Linked DNA regions of Mus musculus: region 2 is linked to region 1. The links are chromatin loops, found by intact Hi-C in ENCODE. Cell type or tissue: heart. All regions are shown on one strand. Each heading gives the region's core, and the rest is flanking DNA. Links, peaks and the distances in the headings are about the cores only. Region 1 holds the start of Cyb561 (cytochrome b-561). Region 2 holds the start of Icam2 (intercellular adhesion molecule 2).

Region 1 (11,568 bases), core at 1,761-9,760:
GCTTCTCATAGGCCAGCTGACTCTGATAGCTCCTTCCTGAGTCAGCAAGGGAGGTGGCGGAATGCTGACACGCCCTCCCCTACCCCCACAATCTTTTGAGACAGGATTCCAGGAACTAGCCTGAAATCGCCTCTGCTTCTCTTTTCCTAGGGCCGGAATGGCAGACTGTTATTTGTGGCTTAGCTCACCTTTCCTATCACAATAGTTTTTATTCTAAATAGCTATTCTAATTTTTTTGTACTTAAAATATATTTCTTTCCTAAAATGGTGATGAGAATAAATGAGGTATTAGAAAAAAAAAATTCCTGAGCGGGCCGTGGTGGCGCACGCCTTTAATCCCAGCACTCGGGAGGCAGAGGCAGGCGGATTTCTGAGTTCGAGGCCCCAATTCCCTTGGGGCTGGGGAGATGGCTCCAAGGGCAGCAAACCTGAGGACCTAAGTTCAAATCCCAGAGCCTACATAAAAGCTGAGCGCAGAGGAGCTGAGCGCAGAGCCTCTGTGATCCCATCGCTTCTACAGGGGAGCTGAGAGGCAGCAATGGGAGAATCCCCAGGAGGGTCAGCCATACACACACTGTGGCAAAGCAACAAAGACGGCCTGTCTCACACTAGATGGAAGGCAAGAATGGCCTCTCTGCTTTTTGTCTCTATCTCTGTCTGTGATAGAGGCTGACAGCTGAGCCTAGCTGGAGCCAGGGCTCCAGGCTTAGAACCCTGATTGCACCATGATGGGCCAGTAGAGGCTCTTTCTTCCCCGTGGGGGAGGTGGTTGTTCTCAGTTCACCTGGAAGCATTGCTCTGTTCTAAAAAGCACCTCTAGAGGACGCTTTTGTGCAGGTGCCAGGCAAAAGTCCCAAGGCAAGGGGACAGTTGCAGCAACTACGATGGCTGGGCAAGAGACCAGGCCATGGCGTGCTCCTGGGGAGGCAGGTGGCAGGTGTATAAAGAGGGCAAAGGTCTGAGGGTTCCTGTGCCAGCCCCTTGGAAAGAGCAGGAAGGATGGAGGACCCCACAGGGGTGGCGAGGCCTAAGACAGATTTGCTTGGGGTAATTCCCTCAGCTTCTCACACTGCCTATGGCTTCCTTGGTAAGGGAGAGTCTGGGTCAAGGTACCTTCAGATGAAAGATTCTCTCTGATAGCGGTACTTGAGGCAATGGTTAAGAGGAGGAGGAAGGATGGTGGTGGGAGGGAGAGAACATGGCGAGGTCAAATCTTGGACTCAGGACAACAGGCCTTGGAGGGTCGACAGTGTGGCCACTGGAGGTGGGACCTGGCCCAGCCTCTCACTGCTACCTCATCACCTTCTGCTCTTCTAGACGTAGCTACAATCATGGTCAGGGAGGAGGTTGAGACAGAGCTCTGTCTGGGAATTACTGACTGGACTCCAGCCCACAGCCTGCAGGGGGACACAGCCCCAGGTCATGCTTGGTTCCACTCAAACAGGTCACCGAGTACCCCATGGTGTCCCCAGTGTACTGGCTAGTTTTGTGTCAACTCGACACAGGCTGGAGTTATCACAGAGAAAGGAAGTTCAGTTGGGGAAGTGCCTCCAGGAGATCCAGCTCTAAGGCATTTTTTCAATTAGTGATCAAGGGGGTAGGTCCCCATGTGGGTGGTGCCATCTCTGGGCTGGTAGTCTTCGTTCTATAAGAGAGCAGGCTGAGCAAGCCAGTAAGGAACATCCCTCCATGGCCTCTGCATCAGCTCCTGATTCCTGACCTGCTTGAGTTCCAGTCCCGACTTCCTTTACTGATGAACAGCAATGTGGAAGAGTAAGCTGAATAAACTTTTTCCTCCCCAACTTGCTTTTTGGTGATGATGTTTGTGCAGGAATAGAAACCCTAAGACACCCTGGGATGCAGAACTTGGCTGAGAACCAGGCCCTGCCCCGACAGCATCAGGGGCTTCAGGGACCAAGGTGGGAACTCCCAGAGGCTTTGGACAAAGTGCAGGAGTCCCTGCCCTGAGGTTTATGGTTGGTAGGTGTAGATGATCAGAAGGCTGGGACCAGCATCTCCTCCTTCCTACACGTGCTGACACTGTTGGAGGGTGTGACACCTCTGCACTCAGGGCTTTCTGCCTGGCTCCAGCTTCTGTGTTGCCTTTGCTGTTCTCACTGCAGGCCCTCAGTGCTTGATGCCTGCCTGGCTGGCTGGCTAGGGAAGGAAGCAGGGAGATGGGGGACCTGACTTGGGCACAAACCTCTCACTTCTTTCTTGGAGGGAAGGCTGCAGAGTGGGTGGTATCAGGCTGGCTGAGGCCCAGGGCTTCCTGTTAGCCCCATTACTAGCCACAGGAATGCCCGGGCTGGGTTACAGGGAGTCTGGCTAGGGCCCTGCCAATCACAGCCAATGTGGTTAGACACAGCTACACTTAATGGGTCTATGGTGATTGCCCTGGTGCCCTGCACATTGCAGTTGTGGGGAACCCAGTGTCTTAGTCAGGGTTTCTATTCCTGCACAAACATCACGACCAAGAAGCAAGTTGGAAAGGAAAGGGTTTATTCAGCTTACACTTCCATACTGCTGTTCATCACCAAGGAAGTCAGGACTGGAACTCAAGCAGGTCAGGAAGCAGGAGCTGATGCAGAGGCCATGGAGGGATGTTACTTACTGGCTTGCTTCCCCTGGCTTGCTCTTATAGAACCAAGACTACCAGCCCAGAGATGGTCCCACCCACAAGGGGCCTTTCCCCCTTGATCACTAATTGAGAAAATGCCCTACAGTTGTATCTCATGGAGACATTTCCTCAACTGAAGCTCCTTTCTCTGTGATAACTCCAGCTGTGTCAAGTTGACACAAAACTAGCCAGTACACCCAGGCACACAGTTTGTACCTTCAACCTCTGCTCTCTGATGAGCTGTTTATATGCCTGTCTCCCATCTCTGCATACTCAGCTAAGTTCTCCATCTAGGAGTGGCAGAGGGCAGGGCAGCAGGCAGATAGCCTCACACATGCCTGGCACACATCTCTCCTCAGCCCTTCCTGGGAATTCCCTTCCCCAGGCTCCTCACAGCCACAGTCCTACAGTCTCCTCAGACAGCCTTCCTTAGCGCTGGCCTTGGGACAGCCACCTCTGCTCTCTGGCTCCTGCTTTATAACCTTCTCGTGCTTGCTGTGTTGATGCGTGACACCTACGATTCATCCGATTAGGTTGGTGTGTAGACGTCCATCTGCCCACGCATGAATGTGTGTATATATGGCATTTGAAGTTTCCGTTCTGATCTTTGTTCTGTCCCACATCACTGGAGTTACATGGAAGCAGGGCCCTGTCTTACTGTCTTCTTTTCAGGGCCTAGAACAAAGCCTGGCACACAGCAGGTGCCCAGTGAACCCATTCCTGAAGGGAGGAAGAAGGGAGGAGAGGGGGAGGAGAACAGGAAGGAAAGAGTAGAGTGATCCCTGAAAGCATGGTCTCCCAGTGCTGTCACACTGAGGGACAGGAGTTAGACAGACTCCTCGGTAGGCAGTTAGAGAGAGGGGACATGTTTGGTAATAAAGATGGTGACCTGCCAAGGTGGCCAGCTTCTTCCTCACCCTCCAGACCCGAGACAAAAACCTGACAGCTTAAAACAAAGGCCCTGTGGGCATCTTCTCCCACCACCGGCCAACTGCTGATGGATTGGCCCAACAAGTTCAAGATGTGTTTACACAACAACTGTGGGCCAATCGGCAACCCTGTCTGTGTTCTGAACTGGCCAATCCTAACTTAGAGGAGGAACCCCAGCCCTGGAGAGGAGACTGGATTTTCTGGTTTCCAGAGTCTCTTCTCTGTTTGAAGCTCTTTTTCTCTGGGTGTTTGCTGTGTGTGCACGTGTTTCCACGGTCCCAATAAATCAAAAGAAAAAGCCTCAACCGCGGATGCTGACTGTCTGCTCCTGTTTTCGGAGTTCGAGATCTTCCCTGCCTTCTGGTTCTTTAACCGTCAGAGGAGCTGAACCTGATCAAGAGCCCTAGTTGGTAGATAACACCACCACTTCCTGCTCAAGGCTGGTTCCCCACAGGCCCTAGCCAGCGCGTGTCCTGCTCCTTCAGGGCCCAGCAGAGGAAAACCTCTGCCTGACGGCACACCTCGCCTGGTCTCCACATTTGAGTTCTGTAATTACAGTGTGCTGTTTGTCTAAGTCTTATTTTTCTCAGAATGGACCAACCTTGGGATCAACCATGGATGGGCAACAACTCAGTCTTTGATGTCCCGTGTCCCCTGCCCTTAGTGTTCCTGAGGTCTCAGGTGGCTGTCTTTACTGCTGGCTCTGGAAGCACTGTGGCTGGTGTCTTGCCTGGCTGCTGCTCTTGCCCCCATGGTGGGTTGTTCCAGTAGATGCTCTGATCCTTCCTGGGTCTCTGCTGTCTTGGTCACCTTCAGTGACCATGTATCTGGAAGATAAGCTTTTCTTCCATAGTGATTCATGGTTCTATTTTCAACTTGATCACAGTAACCATTATGTATATCCACAACCTGAAGGGACCTGAGGATGCTGCTGCCTCAGTCTCAGGGTGGTGGACACAGGACCTGCTTGCTGCTGCTGGTGGCCGTGGCTGCTGAGCTGAGAGCTCTCCAGGGGATATTGTAGGGCAGGGCCCAGTTTTTGGAACTGATATAAATTTGTTTGGCTCAGGCATGTGGATTCTTGTATCGCTTTTCACATTCCTCTGGACTCTAAGGACTCCAGAAACACTTGGGAGCTACACCTACACTAGGCTTCCCTGGTGAAATGAACAAAAAACTAAAAACTTACCTTCAAAGTAAAACCAGGCTGGGTGGTGGTAGCACACAACTTTAATTCCAGCACCCAGGAGGCAGAGGCAGGCAGGTCTCTGAATTTGAAGACAGCCTGGTCTACAGAGAGTGTGTTCCAGGACAGCCAGGGTTATACAGAGAAAAGTCAATACCTCTCACAGATGCACGTGTGTACACGTGTGCACGTACACACACACAAACACACACACACAAGACCTGGTTACATTTGAGAAACGCTTAGGATCTATTCATGCTAAATTTCTAAGATAGAAATGTAACTAGGAATCCTGGTTTTCCCCTCAGCTTTCTGCACTGGGTAGCCCTGGGGAGAAAGAATGTGCCAGGTGGGAGTGGGTCTGCCTTAGGTCTGGCGTCCTGGTTATGAGGACAAAATTTATTCTGCTCGGTGCCTTTTTTTGCTCCTTAAGGCCTTTCGCTCAGAGACCCCCTCCCTGCATCGTGAGTGTGTGTGAGTGTATGTGTGGTCGTCATAACTCTAGTCTTTCCCATACTGCCACACTGGCGGTCAGGAAATGCACTGTGAAGCAGTCAGCTTGGAGACTTGAAGGAATGAGGTAGGGGATGATCCAACAAAGGACTCTCCCAACAGGAGCCTCCCCGGGTCTTGGAAGGCACTTTAAGACCAACACTTAAACAAGATTCCATCCTGCCAAAATCGGTCCCTCCTTTTCCTCCCAGGAGCCCAAATATACCCAGCAAACAATGAGAAATGGCTCAGCGCCATGTTTAGTTTATAAGCATGTATTTATTGCCTGCACCACCAAGGAAGCTGTTGCTTACCTTAAAAAGCCCATTAGCTTCTGCCAGACGAAAAGTTACCATAAGGTAATTCCGGTTTTTGGTTCTCTCTCAACCGTACACTAGACAGCATACCCACCCTCTAAGAAGGAGCCCCCGCCCCAATTCTGGCTTCTACCAGTGGGCAGCTCCCAGCATGCTGAGGTGTTCCAGGGACTGCCTTCACAGTCATGCTTTGCCTCACAAGGTAAAATACCCCATTTCTCTCCTCCTCTCCGTGAGTCTGGCCAGGCATCCAACAGGAAAGAACCTTTTGTTCCCAGCTTGTAGGAAGTCTGAGCTAGGCTCTTATCTATTCGTAGCATTTCCTGGATAGCGGGCCAGGATCTGCTAAGCTCCCAGCCTTGGTCTTGGCAACAGTCTTAAGTACAGACCTTGGCATACACCAGGTCTAGGACTTAAATGAGAAGTTGGAAGGACACAATTTACCCTTAGATTGGTGTCTCTGTCTCTCTCTCTCTCTCTCTCTCTGTGTGTGTGTGTGTGTGTGTGTGTGTGTGTGTGTGTGTATCCTGGAGTGGAAAAAATGGGAGGCAAACTGTATCAACAACAGTGTCTATGTGGTCAATGTGGCTGGTGTGCAGATGCGGAAGGGCAGGGTTATTCCCAGCCTTCCAGTAAAGTGTAAAGTGCCATCTCCGCCCACGAGGGCTGGAAGAGGTGACCCTGGGTTCCCGGAGCTGAGCTTGGGCCCAGGCCAGGCCTGACACCTAGCGGCCTCCTGGGTTTGGGCGTGGAGAGTAGCGAGCGAGAAGCTAGAGACCGGGAACCCGGGCGCCGAACCCGCGCCGCTAACCTTCCCCGCACGCCGGTCCCGAGCCAGTCCGGAGCCAGTCCCGAAGCTGCTGGAGTTCGGGTCCTGAGTGCGGGTCGGTGTAGCCGAGGTGCCCTACCGAGTGCCGGCGCCTGGCGGGACTTCCGGCGCAGGTGACCGTCGCCTCCTCGCGCGCGCTACCGCTTCCCCGCCGCCGCCCCGTCTCCATGGCGACGCCGTCGCGCCGAGGCTCGTGGAACCTGCCGAGCGTCCGGGGCGCGGCGCGTGGACGCGCGCAGGCCTGGCGGCGGCGGGACAAGGTAGGCGACGGGGAGGTGGGGAGCCGAGTTCCGCGCGGAGGGGCGGAGGGGACTGTGGCCAGGTGAGGCAGGGCTTCGAGCCGCCCTTCCGCGCGCACCTGCCCGCACCGACCCGGCGCTGCCCGGCTTGTCCCCTGACGCGGGTGTTGTGCTGCTGGCACCCGGCAAGGCAGCCGGGGGAGCGCGGGCCGCGTCTGCCCGAGTTAGAATGGGGACTGCTGGTGACTTGAATTCAAGTCCAGGGGCCTGCGGCTGTACTGTAGAACAAAGTGGGTGGGAGTGGACCAATCTGCATTCGCCACGACTGAGCTCCCACTGTCCCCGCGGCCGGTCCCTGCGCTCAGGTGCGGGCCTGGTGGATCCTCTTTCTCTTCTTCCGCATCCCACCGTCCTCGGGCAGGATAACTAGTTCCTATCCTGGCAGAACGCCTGGCTTCGTGCTTTGGCCTTGGAAGTGACTCAGGGGCGGAACTTCTCGGAGAGAGGGATCTGCTGCCGCCTCTGACTCCTGGAGTGGTAGCCAGGCCACCTCCCCCTTTCCGGTCACTTCTCTTCTTACCCTTACCACCTTTCCACAGGCGCTGCAGCACCACAAGTCACAGACACTTTTGGTTGCCCTTCCTTTTTTTGTCTTGGCAATTTTCTTTAAGAAAAGCCCCATCTCCGATACCTGAGTTCTGTCCGCTTCTTAACAAAACAAAAAGCAAAGTGTTCTCACCTCCCTTAGATACCTTGATTGCTCCTCAGCACTTGGATCTGGGAGGAAAATACTGGACTGCTCCAACCCCACCCCTTGTAGGAGGAGCTCCTGGAACCAGAAGTAGAGTTGCACACAGATGCCCTGCCCTGCCATTGTCCCTGGGTAGGCAGAGCCCAGGTTTCTTGAACTTACAGACATCTGAATGCTGGGATTAAAGGCCATGCCAGGCCTTGCGTTCCATTTTCTAATCGCCTCACAATTAATTAGAGTACAAGTGGGAATATGAAATTTCAGACATTAAAATTACCACCTAGGTCACTTGTGGTGACAAGAGGCTGTGTTCCTAGAATGTGGGAGCCTGATGCAGGGAGACTGAACGTTTAAAGCCAGCAGACCTACAGAGGGAGATCTTGGTCTAACGCCCCCTCCCCCGCAACAAGAACTAAAGGCAGACTGTTTGACAGTCTTCCTCGCTCTAGAAGTTTGTACTCTATAGGGGGAATGAATGGGTTGGTGGTGGGGCAGGAGGGATCTGGTCATCTTCATGGGTCCGTTGACGTCACTATGACGTTTAGGAGATGTTATTTTTGTTCAACTGCTGTTTGCTTAGGTCCTAGCTAGGTGGCAGGCACTGTGCTAAGCACTTGTGCATATTTTTTTTTTCCATTTAAGTTGTCCGAAGTCCAATGAGGTAGGTCTTAAGGTCCCCACTCCACCCCGCTCTCCTCCTCCCCGACCCCACAGTTGAGGAGGCCAGCTTGGAGAATGGACAAGGCCTCCCTGATGGCACACAGTAGGAAACAGTGGAACACACAAATGCTCCCATGCCTTAGGTGGTTGGCATTCATGGGAGCCCTTCCTCCATAAAAATAAATAATGATATTTTTCAAATTTCCCTGGTGTAAAGACAACATACAGACTGGATTAAAAACATAAACCATTTCAACCCCTAAAGTTCAGCTCTTCCATTCTGAAATGAAGCAGGCTCTTTTATTTTTAACTCTTGGCAAGTTCTGGTGCAGAGGCACACCTGATGCTGACCCTCCTTCCTTCCTGGCGCATCCTGGGTGCCCCGTGCTACCGCTCAGCTTCTTTTTGCCTTTTGTCTCATCGTGTCTTAGGATCTTACCCATCAAGGAAAGCTCTAGTCCCTTCCCCCACTGCAGTCTTTCCTAACTCAGTTAAAGCCTGCTGCTGATGGGGAGGGCTGTGGCCAAGCCAGGTTTGCTGCTTCCCTGTGCTCTGCTCTGCCTCCTGGGCTGTTCAGCATGTGCATCTGGTACCAGTAATGAGGTTAGGCCTGGTTGCCTTTTAATAAAACACAGTGGGCTTGGAGAAGGAGCGTGGTGCTCTGCACAGGTCGAGCCCCGAGGGTAGCCATGTCCCCGTGTGATTACATTAAGTGGGAGCCAGTCTGCAGGTGGCCTGTGGAGATTGGGGGTGTATCTGTTTGAACTGTCACAGCCCAGAGATCTGTCACCCCACCCTGAACTGAAAGGAAGGAGAGTAGCCATGTAAGGGGCCACACAAGCACCAGTTCCTTGCAAAGCTCTGAACTATAGTGCGATGTGTCAAGAGGCTGAGGCAGGGGGATATCTAGTTAGAAGCCAGCCTGGGTTACACTGTGAGATCATGTTTTGAGAGAAAGGAGAGGGAGGGAAAAGGAGAGAGAACACAGATCTGTGGGGGCAGAGGAAACCCAGGGTCAGGAGTGACCATTTCCAGCCTGAGGGGTGATGAGCTACTGTTGTGCTCTGGAAACACAGAGGCGAGAAGAGCCTACAGAGAGAGCAGAGCCAGGGGCTGCGATGCAAACACATGCTTACACGGGAGCAATCCACAAGTCCTCTAAAGCTCGCGGATACAGGCTTGCTATGGGTTGAGCAGCTCTGTCCAGAGCCTTGGGGGCATCCATGCCCCCCTCCTGCCTCTTACATCACCTTGTAGCCTTACCTTCAAAGGGTGTATTTCCTGAGGCCAGTCTGGCTCACTCTGTCCCCAGGCTGGCGTCCTCGCTTGTCTGGGTGTCCTACCTGAGAGTAGATGGGAAATGAAGATGCTGCCTCTCCCTCCCTCCCCTGGAACCTTTTTCTCCAGAGAGCTGCAGGCAGCCCCTGTGCCTGGCGCTCGGGCAGTGCTGGGGATGAGCAGGGGCCAGGGAGATTCTCCTATTTATCTGGGGCCACTAAAGCTTTGACTGGCTTAAGTGTTTGGAACGTGTGACAGTGCCACCTTAGTTACTGGGCATTAGGAAGTTCAGAGTCACACTGCTAGCAGGAGACTCAGAGGAGAGAGCCCAAAGGTGCCCATCTCCTGTTCTGGTGGGGAGGGCCATGCAGGGATGGCTTGGGTTTTTATTGTCCACTCCCTACCCCCCACCTTTGGCAGAGCTGGAGACTGAATTTAGGCCTTGAGTATGCCTGGCAAGTGCTCTGCCCTCTATGGCCCTTGTTGTAACATCAGCTACTATTAATATTTGTCTGAAAGCCCCTGCCGGCAGGGCCCACATCTTTTCTGTGGAGTTCTAGCATTTAACATTGCCCGCTATAAGGAGCAGCAGCCAGAGTAGCAGCTATTTGCTGATGGTAACTTTGGGCATGTCCTTTAGTTACTGTCTTTGAGCCCTAACTTTAGTTATTGTCTCTGTGCCCTAATTTTCCCATCAGTCACATTAGGGTAGCACGCTTGTTATGCCCACAGTATTGTTGAGGGTTAAACAGAGAGGGTACAAAGTGCTTGGTTCAGGGTGTGGGGTTCACTGGCTGTTGGGTCTCCACCCTGCTGGTGCATACGAGCCCGTCTCACTCACTCTGGGGTGGGTGCAGGGAGCACTTAGACATTTGCTTCATAGGGAATTCCAGAAGGAATTTTCAGTGGGATGGTAAAGCCATCCTCTCACTCACTCCCTTGTGAAGAGACTTTCTCTAGGGTTTCTGCCCATTTCGAGAGAAGACTGACTGGGACAGAAAAAGCAGGCCGTGGCTGGTCAAGTGCCTGACCCCTGCATCCCAGACCTGCCCTTTGTATTCCAGGAGGTCTGAAGAAGGCTGCTCTTGCTCTTCTTTCTGATGGGGAGCTAATCAGATTCTGTCGTGCTTCGGGCTCTAAAGAGATGAATCCAATAAGGGAGGAGTGACCTGGAGAGGAGGAGGAGGCAGGACAGAAGACTACAGGGGCACAGCATTCTTTCTCTGTTGGATACCCGAGAGTCTCGGAGAAGGGTGAAGTGACCTTCTTGCCTTTAAGGAGCAGGGCAGGAGACATTTCCCTCGAGAGCATCGTGGGACTAATCTAGAGCAGAACCCAAGAGGGTAAGGAAGTTTTGGGGGAGCCTTGAGGACAGAGGAGGGGGTGGAGCTGCACTTGGGGACAAAGTAGTGAGCAAGGTGCCATTGCCCTGGGGTGAATCTGGGAGGCAGTGTAGGCGGCAGGGAGCAGAGGAGGAGGCTGGGCAACACTAGGAGGACCGCAATAACAGCAGGTGTGTTGTTACTGCAGGGGCGGTGAAGCCCCCACATGGACCTGGTGGGAACATAGTGGGGCTGCAGAAAGATAATTTAGGATGGTGTGGCAGCTGGGGTGATATGACTTACAAAGCTAGGCGTGTCCAGGTGTGTCAGGCAGATTGACTAGGGAGAGGCTAGCGTGGTCTGGTATGGCTGCAGAGATGGCCGAGAGGAAAGGGATAACAGAGACCAGGGAGCCCCTGCGGCGCTGTGTAACCTTCAGTGGACTCCCTGGGCAGGAGCAGAGCAGTCCATGGTTATCTGGGATGTTGTGAGGAGAGGACGCTGATCTTGGATGAGGCTGAAATGTCCGTGGGGTGGGACTCGGAGGGAGGACAGACCTGGCATGGGATTTTGCAGTCACATTGGGAACAGACAAGGATAGCAGCAAGAATTCAGAAACAGGAGTTTACTCTTGGCCAGGGCTTCAGAAAGAATTCCCACACGACAGGGGTAGCATGAAAGAAAATGTCAAGAATTTGAGAAAGGGGCTAGCCTGGGTTCATACCAGCCTCCGAGTAGTGCGTATTCCGTGAATGTCGAGAACCAGTCTCCTGAATATTCAGGGTAGGACGGCAGAGCCCGCTGGCAGGAGGTCGGGGCTCAGCTAGAGACCTACAGTGCAGTAGTGTGGAGTTACTGAACCGCTGAGGCAGAAGTGTGTTGATGTACGTGCTAGGCCTGCGCGTGAGGATGGGTTAGCAGATGCATGGGGCTGTTTCTACAAA
Region 2 (11,568 bases), core at 3,569-11,568, 440 kb before region 1:
CCGTTGAAGGCCTCAAGCTGCTGCACATCAAGGAGAGCAAGCAAGCCTCCAGCTCTTCTGTAACTTGCAGTAAGCAGCCATCTGACACAGCTTTGTGTTCCCAAAGAACTGAAGCTGAACTTGCCTGGCCCTTTAACCAGTTTCAAATGCACGGTTCTGTAGTATTATATAATCGCACCTTTCTGCAGTGGCTGAAGCATTCATGGATAGGGGTCCGCCACATTTCCAGCTGGGACGCAAAGAGGAAGGAACATAGTCCCACGATGTCTTTCAAAGATGGTCCCTGAGTGACTTACAGATCTCCCAGAGGTCCTTACTCTCTTTTAAAGAATTTTAGGTCATGAGTTCAGGGTTCTTTCAGGCAATGGCCACTTGGCGCTGTTGTTCCTGGGCAGTGGACACATAGAACATTGTGGCAGGGAGCGGGGGGGGGGGGGGGGGGCAGGGGGTTGAAATACTTACTTTGTGGTAGCCAGAGAGCAGAGAGAAAGACAAATTGAAAACTGGAATTTGAACCAACAAGGTAGCTCAGCAAAAAACGGTGTATATGGAACCCGATGACCAGAGTTCAATCCTCAGGACCCACATGGTAAGAGAGAGCTAACGTGTTCTCTGCGTCTCGTGGCACACATATCTGCACTCATGAACGTGTGCACACTAAATAAATATGCGCACTAATAAGTTTTTGTAAAAAAGACAATGGGGGTGTGTGTGATGGAGAGATGGCTAAGAGCACTGACTGCTCTTCCGAAGGTCCTGAGTTCAAATCCCAGCAACCACATGGTGACTCACAGCCATCCGTAATGAGATTTGACGCCTTCTTCTGTTGTGCCTGAAGACAGCTACAGTGTACTTATATATAATAATAAATAAATCTTTTTAAAAAAAGCTAAAAAGACAATGGGAATTTGCATACTACATCATAGCAACAATATTTACAACAGCTAGAAAGTGCAAGTATCACAGGGGTCCAGCTGTGGACAGGGAACTGATAAACAAAAATGTGGTGGTCACTGTATCCAATGAAGCCGTCCTCAGCCTTAGAAAAGGATGTTCTGCCACATGGCTGAACCCTGAAGATGCTGAATACATGAAGCCATCACAGAAGGACCTAGAGAAGTCAACCGAAGAGTTGGGTGTGGTGGCTCATGCCTGTAACCCTAGCTAGCCCTCAAAAGGCTGAGGCTGGAAAACTGAATTTGGGGCTAGCCTGGTCTATGTGATGAGGATCCTGCCCTCCCCCAAGAAAACCCACAAAGTGATAGATTTTCTTAGGTATATTTTAGGACAGTGTGTAGTAAAAACCGGTAGTAGAGCTAAAGTCATGTTAATTTGGTGTAGAAACCACAGCACAGGAAACACGTGACTCCTGAGAGAGTTAACAGTTCAACTGGTAGAAACTTACACACACAACCACATTGCGGCAGGATCCCCAATTGCCAGCACGCGGTAAGTCACAGCATCTGGCTTTCCCCAGTTCCCCTCCCAGGAGCCCAGCAGCAGGGAACTTTTGGCCTCTTGAGTGTTAAGTAAGCCTGAATTCTGATCTCTTCTTCTCAGTGGAGCACCTCCCTAAAAGTTTCTAAACATTTGTTTTTCTGGTCCCCAGCCCACCATCTCTGCCCCGCCTTAGTGACTGTTTCCTGTTTTGTTTTCTTCCCTCCCTTCCTGCTCTGGGTGGCATCCCTTTAGGTTACAGATTTAGAAACATAGCCCTAGCTGACCTGGAACACACAGAGCAACCCCTGATTCTGTCTCCCTAGTGTTGGGATTAAAGTCATACAGATTTCATAACCCCAGGTCCACATGGGCGTGAGAAGGGACAGACCCCTTTTCTCAAGTGGTTCTCATCTTGAGACCAATGCCAGTTAGAGACAGGGGACCCATCAAAGCTATGGCCCACATTCCCACCAAGCCTCCTCTTTCCCTGCAGACCTTCAGGAATTTTCCTTTCCTCTTCGTCTTCATTCTGTAAAATTGAACCCATACTGTATAAGAAGGTGTCGGTGAGATATCTGTCACCATAGTGCACAGTGATGTAATGGTTGTGGGTGAAATGTCACTAAGACTTTCATGGACTGTAGCCAAGGGCTTCACACCGATGCCCAAGATTCCTGAAATAATGACATGGAGACAGAATTATATATGAATAAAAGCTTAGGCGTAAGCTCAGCCTATTCCCCAACGAGCATATATCTCAATTACCTGTTTGCTCTGTTCTATGAACGGCTTGTTGCCTCTCTTTATCGTTACAGGGCAATCTCCCTCACCTCTGACTCTATCCCAGAAAGCCTCTCTCTCTACCGGAGCTCCCACCTCCCTATTTCCTGCCTAAGCTCATAGGCCAATGGTCTTTTATTGACAGGTGAATCTTCCACACATTGCACCAAAGATTCCCCCTACAGTGGACTTCACCCCTAAGGGGCCACCCTCTTTCCCCCTACTTGCTAGAATTTTGTGTTAGTTTTTCTTTGAGGTCCTTGGTCATTCAAACACGCTTATTTTTATTTTATGAAACAGTTACATGGTGCCTAGCATTCTAAATCCCTTAAAACATCAACTCACTTGAGCCAGATGTGGTGGCAGCTGCCTGCACTCCTTGTATTTGCATGATGAAGACAGAAGGAACAGGAGTTTGAAGGCCAGCCTTAGCTCTAGATCAAATTTGAGGTCAGCCTGGGCTACAGAGGACTCTGTCTAGAGAGGGAAGATTAACTCTTTAAATTCACACAACAGTTCTGTGAAGGAGATACTACCATTAATCCCATTTTACAGGTGAGGGGTCGGACACATCAAGAGATTGAAAGATTTGTCCAAGGTCACACAGACTGTAGTAAGTGAATGTATATGTTTCCTGAGTCTCAGCACAAAAGTTCTTTTAGGGCATGTCTGTATCTGATAGGAGGACTGTGTGTGGAGAGATAGCTCCGTGGTGCTTTCTTAACCTCTGCCAACTTAATAGTTTTCATTTTAATTTCCTGGCTACTGTTGAGTTAAAAGTAATGTCCTCTTTCCTTGGAAATTGTTTTGTGGATTTGATGCACTCAGCTATCAATGACTTAATTTGTTTGGTTATTTTTCGGTGCTGGGAATGGAACCTAGGACCTGTGCGTACCAGGGAAGCACTCTACGCACTGAGCTACATCCCTGGCCCCTATTGTTTACGACTGACAGTTTTGAAGTCTTGCCTAATACCTTACCTCAACGACATAATATTCCCTTACATTTTCTGGTCAATGTCTATGACGTTTTCCTTCACATATGAGTACTTAATGTGAATGGAATTGAGTTCTCCATTGATGTGATGTAAGGATGCCCCGCCCCCTCCCTTTCCCATCTAGTTAATCAGTTGGCCCAGTCTCACATATCAGACCTTTCTTCTAACCCAGCCTTCCAGTGTCACCATGGTCTGATTTAGTCACAGATGTGTTTCTAGGGTCTAGAAACTAGGACTCATTAGTTGATCTGACACTCGTATTAATATTTTATATTAAATCTCAATATTCAAAGAGCAAATTTCCCCTCTTCTCCTTCCTGTGTGCCCTGAATCTTTTATTCCTTCACAAACACTTCATGACCAGCCTTCTGTTTCCATAAACAACCGTATTGGGATTCACTGGGATTTCACTGAATCTGTATATCAGTTGGGAAAGAAATGATCTTTCTTGTGTATTTCATTACATTTTATTTCAGGGGCACATAAGTGCCACAGCCCTCATAGAGAAGACAGAGGGCTTGTGAGGGTCAGTTGTCACATGGGGGTCCCAGGGGTCAAGCTCAAGTCACCAGACTTGGTGGCTAGAGCCTTTACCCTCTCAGTGAGCTGTCCCAGGAGCCCCTCAGACTTTTTATTTCTTCTCAAATTAAGTCTGTAAAGCTAATTTTTCTGGAATTTTGTTTCCTTTGTTCCATATTTTATGGCATACATTATTTATAGCTTTTACCTTTTCTTATTGGGTAGAGGGGTTGACAGTAGCCCAAACTAGCTTCAAATTTGCCATCCACCTGTCTCAGCCATCCAAGTGGTGCTGGGATTATACAACTGGGTCAGCACACCTGGCTGGCTTGCTCGCTCATTCATTCATTCTTTCTTTTTTTTTTTTTTTTTTTTTTGAGACAGGGTTTCTCTCTGTAGCCCTGGCTATTCTGGAACTCACTCTAACCATGCTGGCCTTGAACTCAAGACATCCATCTACCTCTGCCTCCCAAATACTGAGATCAAAGGCATGCACTACCACAGCCCAGGTTTATTTTTATTCTATTTGGTTTTATCTCATTCATTTGTTTATGGGTTGGTTGGTTTTGTTTGTTTGTTTGTTTGTTTGGAGACAGGATTTCTTTGTGTGGCCCTGGCTGTCCTAGAACTTGCTCTGTTGACCAGGGTGGCCTCGAACTCAGAGATCTGCCTGCCTCTGCCTCCTAGGTACTGGGATTAAAGGTACGCAGGGCCATCGCCTGGCTTATTTTTCTTTTTTAGTGGTGGTACTATACATAAAAGGGATGCTCTGTGCCCATTCGTTTATTTATTTGCAGCCAATCACGTTCACATTGTTCTGCATGTTATATTTGGACCAATCTTACAAAATGAAGCTATCCCTAAGACACCTCCCACTTCCCTTCCCAGCCCCAGCAGCCCCCCTCTCCTTCTGGGGTGTGATCAGTCTCTATATAGCCCTCTCTATTTCCATGGTTGTTCTGATGATAGTTACTTGCTTTCTTTTTGAGCCCTGTCTGGAAGTTTCCTCTGGCCTTGCATGTCCCTCCCAAAGGTCTTGGGAGAACCTGATCCTCACAATGGCTTCCTTTGAGCTTTCTCAGCTACCATAGCTGCCTGCCACTCATAGGGACTTCACCTTTCCCACGGTATGTGACCTTGGTGGAGCCACTTAGCCTCTCTGTGCCTCAGTTTCTCCTTCTAGGAGATGAGAACAGTAGTCATAGTTGAGCTTGTAGAATTCAGGAGTAAGCAGGTCATATTTAGGGAGCGCATTGACAGTGACCAGCCTGACGTAGGTATAGTCACCTGCTCCAAGACAACACTCTCATCCATGACAGGCCACATGTACGTACAATAGAGGTCCCAGAAGATTACACTGGAGCTACAAAAGTCATACCACATAGAGGCCTTATAGCCATCACAGCCCGGTGACAACATTGAATGCATCACTCCCAGATTCTCCTGGTGGTGTTAGTGTGCTACTGTGGTGCAGCTGTGTTCAAGTATAACACGTCTAACTATGTACAGGACGGTAGTGTCCTGTACCGTCTAGGTTTGTGTGGACACACTGTGGTGCTCACACCACCTGATGACAAAGTTCTCTGAACGTGAACTGCAAAGCGAGCTCTAGGCCAGTGTGGACCACTTAGCGGGGTGGGAAAAACACCAAGAGTCTAGGGATGCAGCTCTTGGCATGTGTCTAGCATGCATGAAGCCGTAGCGACTCAGTCACCAACACCCCTCCAAAAATGAAAAGACAACTCCTTCCCTGCCTAAGTGGTGTCTGTTTGTCTGCCCATTTGTGTTGCTGTATTATTATCACATTATTATTTATTATTATTATTATTATTACCCAGAGAAGGCCAACCCCCACCTTATCACCCAAAACCCTTGAAGCCCTCCAGTCCCCTGTTCTCAGGACTCTATCAGCCTAATGTGTGATCAGATACTCCCACCCTCCCCCCACCCTTCCCCCACCCTCCCCCCACTCTACCCCACCCCACTTCTCCCTTCTCCCTCTTTTCTCTCCTTACCTGGTCTTCGCTTTCTGGTGGAATCTCAAAGCCCAACAGCCTCATGTGGGGACTTCCCTTGATCCAGGCTGATAACATCTGCACTAGATAGCTATATACAACAGCCACTACTCAGCACTGTGGGAAGGACAGGATGTCACAGGGTCACTGGCTGAGCCATTGAGGCTTCCTCTACTTGAAATCTGGAGGACACAATGGACTGGGAGCTGGTCCTGCAGGTGGCTTCCTGAGCTCCAATAATGAGCCCTCAAAACCCTGGGGCTTCCTTTGGATAGGCCCTTTCTGGGATTCTACCGAGAAAGCAAGGAGGCCTGCTTTTGCCCTGCCTATCCCCCAGGTTCTAAGACAGAACTAAGACAGTAAGGTTGACTAAATATGGTGAACACAGTGCCTCCTGGGAAGGCCGTGTATCCAAAGTTCTCTGCCTGTGGTGAAGTGTGCCCGGAAGGAAGGCTAGGAAGACCAAGGTCCTGCCTGAAGTAAGGAGATGCACAGGAAAGCACTAACTGACAAGGCCAGGAAAGAGTCTAGGGTTTGGGAATAGGTTGTAGGCACTGTTTCCTGACCTCCTGGGCCCCAGGAGACGACTGTGGGCTGCCCTTTTGCAATCTCTGAGCCCTGTGTTGGCTGAATTAGGGCTAGGCTTCTGCTGGAAACTAAATGAGACATTGAGACATGCAGATATACGCAGGGCATTAGCAAGAGATTACTATGTGACTGCGTTCTAACTTTGGATATCATCTTTCCAGAGATGACGCCAACCGAGGCCTGGTAGAATTCAGAGTTCCCCTGATCTGAATCTTGGAGACCTCACTCTGCCCAATGTACAGTTAAAGAAATTCCATGTACACTCCCCCCACCCACACACAAAACACGTAAGTGCATGCAAGCTTGCACACATTCATGCATGCACACACACTTCCTGCATGTGATTTCCCATTGCTTTCCTATCCCCGCACAGGGAGCATGCAACGTGAGAGAACCCTGTTACACCCCTGCTTATCTGCTGCTTCCTGGCTTCCTCTGCATGAATTCTTGAGGCCCTAAAGGCTTGGGAGCTGGTCTGTGCATATTGTTTCCTGATCTCAGATAATTAGAGGAAATGAGCTCACTGGCACAGAGGAGATTGTGGATTTCAGTTGGGAGCGCCAGGCTTCACTCCCCGACCTGTAGCAGACATCTCTCCCTAACCCTCCAGGCAGCCGTCAGCTGTGCCCCTGAAGCCCATAGACTCCACAGACCCCACAGACCCCACCTGAGATGTCTTCTTTTGCTTGCTGGAGCCTGTCTCTTCTTATCCTGTTCTACAGCCCAGGTAAGCCAGCTCCCAGGGGTTTCAGCACATGGCATCTTAGGGTGGGAAGTACTAATACTCCTCAGGCATCGGGGTGGGGGAAGGGGACATCCTGGCCACAGAGGCCTCTCCACCATAGGTAAAGAAGACTGTGTCAGCCTGGCTTTGGTTTCTCATGGCCCCAGGCTAAGGACTAGGATCAAGGCCTTTTGGATACTAGAGGGAACAAACTCAGAGATCTGGGAATGTCGATGAAACATTCATCAATGAATGTTGATGTGACAGGCTACCGACGTTGGGGGTGGTGGACAGTGGGTAAATGGGAGACTCCAGAAGGAATGCCAGGGGCTAAGCGGAGATGAGGCAGCATGCCAAAGGGGCCTAGTGGACAGCAGAGGGCAGCCGATGATACTGTGCTCACTGGCAGAACAAAATGAAAATGAAAGCTGTTTCAGTGGGTCAAGGAGACCTGGAAGGACACAGCCTCTACGTGCTGAGTGTCCTATGTCTTAGACAACCTGCCAAACGCTTCCAAGCCTAATTGCACTCAGGACCCAGGGGAGGGCACATGATCCCTTTTAACAAGTGAAGAAACTGAGGCTCACAGAAAGAATATATATAACCAACGTTGAAAGTTCAAGTCCAGCACTATCTACATGGAAAGCCCCTCCTTTGCCGCTGAATTGAATGTCACTAGCTGATGGCTGAGTGGGGAGGGAGAAAGACAAGCCATGTGTAGGGACCCTGCTAGCCAGGATCCAGGACCATCGTGGTCCTCACAGAGTGGAGGTGAATACCGAGGGCCCCATTGTCTTACACCAGGTACATCCCAAATGTCTGTCCTGCATAGAGCTGTGTAGTCACCATAAAGAGAAACATGGGAAACTCAGGCCCAGCCTAAATGTCCTGGCTCCAACGATGTCTACAGAGCATCAACATAAATTATGAGCTTTATGCAACAGGTCCTTTTGATGGTGGCCTGTTGCTTTTCTGGTCTTATTTCCACCATTCCTCTTCCTTGCTAAGGTTTGGTCATCTCCGTTCTCCATTGCTTCATGAACGCATGCTCCCGATGGCAGGTCTGCGAGCCAGCGGCTCCGTTTATCTGCAAGGTGCTCCCACAGCGCATGAAAGGTTCTCTACCTCCCTCTGTCTTTGCTTCAACATCTCTTATTAGCTACGTTATTAAAAATGGAGTCCCTCCACTACCTCTACTCTCTTTCCCTGGAGCTTTGCCGCCACCCAGAGGGCATCCTGTCAGTTTTCGATGGTGATGTGAGCTCAGAGTTTACCTCCATTCTCAGAGGTGTCTTCATGACAGAGGGAACATTGTACGGGAGCTTAAGGAAGCCGAAAGTAGGCTTGAGGAAGACTGACCTAGGGCTGACTGATAAAGGGACTGGAGGAAAGGGGCCAACCAAAGGTGACCTGTCTCCTTGGGCCACTGGTAATAGAGAGCCCCAAGGACAGGCATCAGAGACGTCTGCTGCCAAGTGCTTTTGGTTTTACAGGGTCTGGTGAGAAGGCCTTTGAGGTCTACATATGGTCCGAGAAGCAGATAGTAGAAGCCACAGAGTCTTGGAAAATCAACTGCAGCACCAACTGCGCAGCCCCAGACATGGGCGGCCTGGAGACGCCCACGAATAAAATAATGTTGGAAGAGCATCCTCAAGGGAAGTGGAAACAGTTCTTAGTCTCAAACGTCTCCAAAGACACGGTCTTCTTTTGCCATTTCACGTGTTCGGGAAAGCAGCACTCGGAGAGTCTCAACATCAGGGTGTACCGTGAGTGTCTATGCTGGGGGCTCTACTCCCCAGTACAGTGCCCATGTCTACTACTACTGCTACTGCTGCAACTACCGCTACTACCACCACCACTACCACCACCACCACCACCACTACTACTACTACACACTAACTGCTCAGTGACTTCTCCTGGGTCTTCTCATCATGGGATTCATCTCCTTTGGCTCCTGAGCTACAAGCAGGACAGACCTGCGGGCTCAGGACCTGCTTACAGCCCTGGTTGGACTCCATGAGTCCTCCTGTACCTCAGAAGCAAACTGTGCAGGTTGTGACCCTTGCTCCAAGAAGGTCAGTCCAGCCAAGGTTTGCACAGACCCTGATGTCACTTCCTACCCTAGTTCAGCCACCAGGGCACTCACTCCCTCACGAGCAGCAGCGAGTCAGTCAGGGGAGCTAGCCTTCTCTAGTAGCTCCCTCATTTCATGAGGAAAGTGGAGGTGCTGTGCAGCAGTATTCTCGTTGTTCTCTCCAAGGACCTGTGGCAAGTGTGTGAACCTTGCGTACACACCTGCCAGGGTAGGCCAGGATTCTCTCAGTGTCTTAGTGACATCAATGGGTCAAAGAATAGATGTCCTAGGTCCTAGGTGTGTAGGAGTGAGTGGAGGAGACGTGCTCTAATTTAGAAGGGAACTGGGGTACCACCGTAGCACTCATTCAGTCGATCTGGAATTATATTGGTCAATCTAACTGGAGAAACGAGGCAAACCTGACTCCTGTCCCAGCATCGTGAGGAAGCTCAGTCAGCAACCCACGTGCTTCCTTCCAGATGTTCACAGCACAGAAACCCAGCTGTTTAATTTGAAGTTTGTGTTTAGTATCTAGAGAGGATGGAAACAGGCCCCGACTTTCCTATTTGCTTGTTTGCTTGTTTGTTTGTTTTTGTTTTTGTTTTATTTTGGTTTGGGTTTTGCTTTTGGTTTTTTGAGACAGAGTTTCTCTGTATAGCCCTGGCTGTTCTGGAATTTACTTTGTAGATCAGGCTGGCCTTGAACTCAGAAATCTGCCTGCCTCTGCCTCCCAAGTGCTGGGACTAAAGGTGTGTGCTACCACTCCCTGGCCCCAGATAGTTTTTTAAATCCTTCTAGTTGGTTGTACCCTTCCTTCCTCCCTTCCTCCCTTCCTCCCTTCCTCCCTTCCTCCCTTCCTCCCTTCCTCCCTTCCTCCCTTCCTCCCTTCCTCCCTGTCTTTCTTTCTTTCTTTCTTTCTTTCTTTCTTTCTTTCTTTCTTTCTTTCTTTCTTTCTTTCTTTCTTTCTTTCTTTCTTTCAAAAGACTTACTTATTTTATATTGTGTACATTCAGAAGGGGGAAGCAGGTCCCATTACAGATGGTTGTGAGCCATCATGTGGTTGCTGGGAATTGAACTCAGGACCTCTGGAAGAGCAGTCAGTGCTCTTAACCACTGAGCCATCTCACCAGTCAGCCTGGCTGTACCATTTCCGCATCTTCTCTTTGTAGACCCCTTTTCTATTTTCCAAACCATGTCTGCAGAGCAGAGCTAGCACCCTGCACACCCTCTACCATACACCTCCTCTTCCTCCCTCTTCCACTGAGCAGGCCACGCTCACTTCCTCTTTCTCAAGTTTAGCTAGGGATTTGGGATACGAGGAGTGGGCCTTAGCCCGGCAGGACATGCAGGGACACAGTTCCATCCTGTCTGGCCTTCCTCCTTTGTCTCCTGCAGAGCCTCCAGCTCAAGTCACACTGAAGCTGCAGCCGCCTCGGGTGTTTGTGGGTGAAGACTTCACCATTGAGTGCACGGTGTCCCCTGTGCAGCCCCTTGAGAGGCTCACCCTCTCTCTGCTCCGTGGCAGAGAGACCCTGAAGAATCAGACCTTTGGGGGAGCAGAAACTGTCCCCCAAGAGGCCACAGCCACGTTCAACAGCACAGCTCTGAAAAAGGACGGTCTCAACTTTTCCTGCCAGGCTGAGCTGGATCTACGGCCCCATGGTGGGTATATCATCCGCAGCATCTCGGAGTACCAGATCCTTGAAGTCTATGGTAAGGAGACCCTATTGGCTGAGAGGGTTAGAGGTAGCACTTCTTGGCAACGTGGGGAAAGAAAACTCACGAGCCTCACTCCTAGGTAGTCTGATGTGTGCATATAATTCTGAGGGTTCCCTCTTATACCCTGATTCCCTGGCTCTCTCCAATTCCACGCTGAACCCTAACTTTTCCAGAAGCCAGAAGAGCTCAACCAGCTGGCTTGGCCATTACTGAGCTGTGTAGCCATGTGTGGCAGTGAGCTCTCTCTTTCTACAATGAGAAGGCTGGCTGGCCTGATCCCCAGGCTCCTCAGAGCACTGCTGTTCTGTGATTCTCTACAGCCAAAGCCTGTTGTCAGAGAGCTCACCTGAAGCTCACTCAGCTCTGCCTGAGAAAGGCATGGTCTAAACCTGACCATGACGTCCTCCAGGCCATGGTATCTGGATGCCATGGCACTGGTATCAGGGGCTGCTGGAAGAGAAGGGTGTCTGCGCTGCCTGATGGCTTAGAACATAGGCCACCTTCTTCTTAGATGTCACTCTGGAGGCAGACACTCGCTGCTACCGGGATGACTGTGGAATGTATGAGAGGTCATGGAGTGATGAGCAGACTCCCGGGGCCCTAGCATCTGACCATCTCTGAGACCACTGCCTTTTGCCTCCCCAGAGCCGATGCAGGACAACCAAATGGTCATCATCATCGTGGTGGTGTCAATACTGCTGTTCTTATTTGT

Evidence for each region. Hi-C counts contacts between places; a loop is a spot of excess contacts. Peaks named below come from ENCODE experiments on the same cell type or tissue, not always from the same donor. Only the 100,000 strongest peaks of a DNase experiment are listed, where the experiment ranks them.
Region 2: it touches region 1 in a loop (4-fold over the local background); 2 of 42 quality-filtered maps call a loop at or near these places.

The regions. Positions count from the first base shown.
Region 1 is chr11:105,939,177-105,950,744 of GRCm38, reverse strand. It overlaps Cyb561 (cytochrome b-561), which reads left to right and starts at 6,258. Exons shown (of 6, transcript NM_007805.5): 1 at 6,258-6,634. In heart, for the core only: a CTCF peak has its summit at 6,283; DNase peaks (open chromatin) are centred at 5,824, 6,224, 7,044, 7,434 and 2 weaker places; H3K4me3 peaks cover 2,378 bases; H3K27ac peaks cover 1,568 bases; H3K27me3 peaks cover 5,648 bases.
Region 2 is chr11:106,377,928-106,389,495 of GRCm38, reverse strand. It overlaps Icam2 (intercellular adhesion molecule 2), which reads left to right and starts at 6,715. Exons shown (of 4, transcript NM_010494.2): 1 at 6,715-7,066; 2 at 8,557-8,829; 3 at 10,533-10,850; 4 at 11,502-11,568. The coding sequence starts at 7,012. In heart, for the core only: CTCF peaks have their summits at 7,438 (motif pointing right) and 8,287 (motif pointing left); DNase peaks (open chromatin) are centred at 5,925, 6,765 and 7,395; H3K4me3 peaks cover 2,770 bases; H3K27ac peaks cover 2,412 bases.